Regions from separate parts of the Homo sapiens genome. Here region 1 is linked to region 2. A link is an interaction called in ENCODE POLR2A ChIA-PET data of the cell type or tissue named here. Cell type or tissue: IMR-90. All regions are shown on one strand.

The links. Peaks named below come from ENCODE experiments on the same cell type or tissue, not always from the same donor. Only the 100,000 strongest peaks of a DNase experiment are listed, where the experiment ranks them.
Region 1: POLR2A ChIA-PET joins it to region 2 with 5 read pairs; 3 of 35 experiments call an interaction of 5 or more read pairs at or near these places.

The regions. Positions count from the first base shown.
Region 1 is chr2:132,661,338-132,663,837 of GRCh38, forward strand. The region is part of intron 2 of LYPD1 (LY6/PLAUR domain containing 1); the gene reads right to left. Among named protein-coding and RNA genes, the nearest start is that of LYPD1, 7.6 kb to the right of the region's middle. In IMR-90, no CTCF peak of the experiment used is centred here; a DNase peak (open chromatin) is centred at 1,534; H3K4me3 peaks cover 323 bases.
Region 2 is chr2:132,964,014-132,966,513 of GRCh38, forward strand. All of the region lies in intron 7 of NCKAP5 (NCK associated protein 5), which reads right to left. Among named protein-coding and RNA genes, the nearest start is that of NCKAP5-AS1, 50 kb to the left of the region's middle. In IMR-90, no CTCF peak of the experiment used is centred here; no DNase peak of the experiment used is centred here.

The DNA.
Region 1 (2,500 bases), 300 kb before region 2:
TTGCCGAAAACTCACTGGAATGGCTTGCTCTTGGCACATGTTGTTACTTTAATTCAGCAAATTGGCTAATTGGCCAGTGGAGTTCTAAGATTCACAGCCATGCTGCATCCCATTCCATTCTCATTCTATCCCATTCCATAAGGTAGGGATCTGCTAAACCTGAGCTTTCTTTTTAGATATCTGCCCCAGCAAGAGGAAGGACACATCTACCTATGGAATAAAAAACAAAACAAAACAAAAGTGGAAGTGGTATGGATGAGCCATAAAACATGATCCTAAGCAAAAGCAGCCAGCCACAAAAGGCCACACAGTATGAGATTTCACTTACAGGAAATGTCCAGCATAGGCAAATCCATAGAAGCAGAAAGCAGATTAGTGGTTCCCAGGGGCTGGGAAAAGGGGAAAATGAGGGGTGACTGCTAATAAAATAAAGTTTCTTTTGGGGTGATGAAATGTTCTTGAACTGGTGGTGATAGTTACACTTCTCTATGAATAAACGAAAAACCACATAATTGCATACTTTAAAGGGTGAATTATATTTCAATAAAATTGTTGTTAAAAATACAAAAAAAGCGGGAAAACATAGAAAATGGCACCACAGCGGAAAAAAAAAAAAAAACCTGGAGAAGTGAAAGGTACTTGAATTCCTGTCCCACTGGCTGTGTGATCTTGACTTTTCTGTGTCTTAGATTCACCAACTATCAAGTGGGGATATTATCTCTTTGTGAACCTTCTAAATTAACTATGAGGATACTACTGTTAGGAACTAAAGGCTGAATTCAAGGACTCCCTCATTCTGAGAAATATAGAAACAGTGTACAAACTAACTTGTACTATAATATCTGGGCCACCCTTCAGAAGCAGGTATGGATAGTGAATGGGGCAACTCCTGGTGAGCATCAAGACAGGTTTCCATGTCTAGCACTGGTTCCTTGAAGATGGTTATACTGACCGCATTTCTCATTCTCTTGCTGTATCTCATAAGAAAACAGTCAGCCTGTTTCTACATTTTACAAGGGGGGAGGCTAAGCCCCTGGGATATTAAGTAAACTCTTTCAAGTTACCAAATGTGAAGAACCTAGAACATAGGGGTTCTCTCCCCTAAGGGAGCCAATACACTTTCCATTGGACAAGTAAAAAATAGGGGTTGAAGTGTTGAGTCCTTTTGCACAGTGTGCTAATAAACCTTTGCTTAGTTTGGACATTAGAACCTAAGTTGGTCAATTAGGAAGGAAGGAAGGAAGGTAGGGAGGGCGGGCGGGAGAGAGGGAGGGCAGGCAAGGGTACACTGTCTCTCTCAAAGGCTGTAGATTCAGAATTTTTGTTTCAGGAGTATGTAAGGGAGGCAGATTTCCTTTTCAAAGTTCAAAGAAAATGGTATGTTTTGTTTTCATACTTCGTTTCATTTTCACTTGGGAAAAATGCCCCAGCTTTGAAACCTCTCTGTTTAAACTCATTAGGAAAACTATCAATGACAGCAGCTTTCATGCAATCATAGTGGGAGGAATTAGTGTTATGGGAGAGCTGGATCAATCTTCAAATGTTTCATCTATGGAGATGGGAGGTCAGCACCGGCTGCTTGTTCAGCTGGAAAGTTAACATAAACAAATACTTCACTCACTGGGAGAGTCCAAGGGAAAGACATTTGATATTCCCCCTCTGAATACTTCCTCAGAAGGCACATGAAAGAGATAGTTGCTTCTTGAGAACTAAGTGGTCAACTGCTTGGCAAAATGTCTCATCTCGAAGAGCAAGGTGTTTGTTCTTTTAGTGTCTGGAAAGGAAAGGAGGTAGGGATGTGAACATTCACAGAATAGAATCCCTTCCTGTGTAATTCCTAACTTCATCGAAGTTGATATGGAAACCCTTTTAGCGGAGCTGGTTTTAATATATGAAGATATATTTTTTGATATCCAAATATGTTTTAAAGGTTTTTTTGTTTCGTTTTGTTTTTGAGACAGAGTCTCACTCTGTTGCCCAGGCTGGAGTGCAGTGGAGTAATCTCAGCTCATTACAACCTCCACCTCCCGGGTTCAAGCAATTCTCACGTCTCAGCCTCCTGAGTAGCTGGGATTACAGGCATGTGCCACCACGCCCAGCTAATTTTTTGTGTTTTTAGTAGAGATGGAGTTTCACTATGTTGGCCAGGATGGTCTCAAACTCCTGACCTCAGGTGATCCACCTACCTCAAGCTTCCCAAAGTGCTGGGATTACAGGCATGAGCCGCCGTGCCCAGCTTCATTTTAAAGTTTTTTAAGCTGTTGAAGTCTCCTTTGCCAAAAATAGAATGTGGAACTTTGTTTTTGTTTTGCACTTTATTCATAGAGCATATTCCATAGCCCATCTGATTGATTCAAAATGGGGTTAACAGTGAGAAATTAAGGACTGCAGATGGGATGTCTAAAAGAGAGCTAACAGGAGAGGCCTGGTAGGAGGAGGAGAGACAGGGACAAATGGAGGACGCTGGAAGATTAGCAGAGACCCCTGCTACTTCTAACAA
Region 2 (2,500 bases):
TTTTAAAAAATGAAGTAGATATTTTTACTGACCCCTGGAAGGACAAGGCCATTGGGTTGCCATCTCTCAATGCAGTTGTCCTTTGCACAGTTGGAGAAGTGACTAAGCCAGCAAAGCCATAGGTGGAGTCATGTGGTTAATCCAATTTTATCTGCACAATGAAACTCAGCTATACTGCAAACTGTGGAAAAATACATCAATTTTGATACCTTCATTTGTGAAAGGCATAGCTCCTCAAGATAGGGTCATTAAAGTCACTGGACATGCAGCCATTTAATTAAAAGAATATAAAATATCACAAAATACTGAAATAAGAGTGATTTCAGAATTCAAAGCTCACACCTATTAGTTCTTTCAGCTCAATAATGACACAACTTTTAAGGATCCCTCAGTCCCTTTCTGTAACACTGTTCAGCATTCGTACTATGGCCTTGAGGCAGACATAAAAAGTTATTTTGTCTTGACTCACTGTTGGAAGCCCCTCACTCAACCTTGTCTCTGGAAGCTTTTTGAAAGTTGAGAAGTACTAAGTTAAGCCTCATGAATAGCTCTTGTTTTCAAGGGAAAAAGAAGTATCAAGAGATTACCATATTAAAAAAAAAAGGATCCATTTTGTGCATGGAGACTCTTGCTCCCCACAATCAGGTGACATCCTTCCATTACACTATTTAATTCTAAACACAATGCTGCAGAAATCTTTGCTTTAATGTAGCTGGTTGTCAACCATCTGAACAAAACTGGATTATCAGTGGTAAAAGACTTCTCTATATTTTAATACTAAACTAAGATCTATTTGCAAATACAGAAGCACAAAACGTATCATTCTTACCCTCAAGGAGCTCATACAATCTACTTAGAAAAGAAGAACATAAGAAGAAAAAAAAAACCACGGCGTTTTCAAACTGTGCTCATCAAGGTACTTTGAAGGTTCCAAAAATATTTAAGTTACTTTTTGAAAACAAATTATGAATTATGTAAAAATATGTCTTAATGTATATGTATACATTTATACATATATATGTATCAGTGTATACGTGTGTGTATATATAAATCACTTTAGACCACAAAGTCAGTGAATTCATCCATGTGAACCTGTTATGTACAGATTTCAGGATCTAATTTCTCCTGTCATCTCTGTATATATAAATGCATAGTTGATTAGAAAGGTTGTAGTTCTTTATGAAATCAGGCCCAAGCATGTGTAACTGTATACCATGTGCAGGTGTGAGTTCAGCTCAGATAAATGCCAGGCAAGTTTAAGATGTACATCCACAGGCCAGGAAACAAGTCCAGGTCATGGTAGCATTTTTATAGCTTTGATTTTTTAGGGTTTGGTCACCTGTCAGACTTACATTTCCAAGATAAGGAATATGAAGTTTGTAGATACTGTTCCTAAACAAAGAAGTACCTTTACTTCTCTTTTGTGGTTTGGGATGACTGTAAGTAAACACTAACTTAGGTTGATGAAGCAAGCTGTTTTAAAATTATCTTCATTTTACTTTTCTGTATATAGTTTTTCATTCATCACTCAGCATATGCCACTTATATTTTATACATATACATATGTATATATGCACACATACATATATCCACACATACACATACACATATACACAGTCACACATTCCTTAGGAGATTTCATCATTGTGTAAACATCATAGAGTGTATTTACACAAACCTAGATGGTACAGCCTACTACACACCCAGGCTATATGGTACCTAGGTTAGAATCCTATATACCATGTTACTGTACTGAATACTGTAGGCAACTGTAACACAATGGCAAGTATTTGTGTATCTAAACATATCTAAACATAAAAAAGGTACAGTAAAAACATGGTATAATCTTACGAGACCACCATCACACATCTTTATAAGGTACATGACTCTTTGTGTGTGTGTGTGTGTGTGTGTGTGTGTGTGTGTGTGTATCTGTAGAAGTATCCTGTAATAATCAGAGCCCAATAGCTAATTAAAACAAAGAAAAGCCATTGGGGTGGTAAATGAAAAGCCAAAAGACTTTGGAATGTGACAGCCAGATTTCAGGTCTAACATTTATTTAGCAGTTTGGCAAATGATCTTACACAAACTTCCTTTATTTTTGGAAATGGAGACTCGCTCTGTTACCCAGGCTGGAGTGCAGTGGTGCGATCTCAGCTCACTGCAACCTCCACCTCCCAGGTTCAAGCAATTCTCCTGCCTCAGCCTCCTGAGTAGCTGGGATTACAGGCACCTACCACCATGGCCAGCTAATTTTTGTATTTTTAGTAGAGGCAGGGTTTCACCAGGTTAGCCAGGCTGGTCTCGAACTCCTGACCTCAGGTGATCCACCCTCCTCAGCCTCCGAAAGTGCTGGGATTACAGGCCTAAGCCACCACACCTAGCCTTGGACAAACTTTTTAATTTCAATAAGTCTTGATGTCTTTGTCTCCTAAACTCCTAAATGAGGCTAATGTCAACATATATACACTCACATACCATATAGTGAATTCGTGTCATT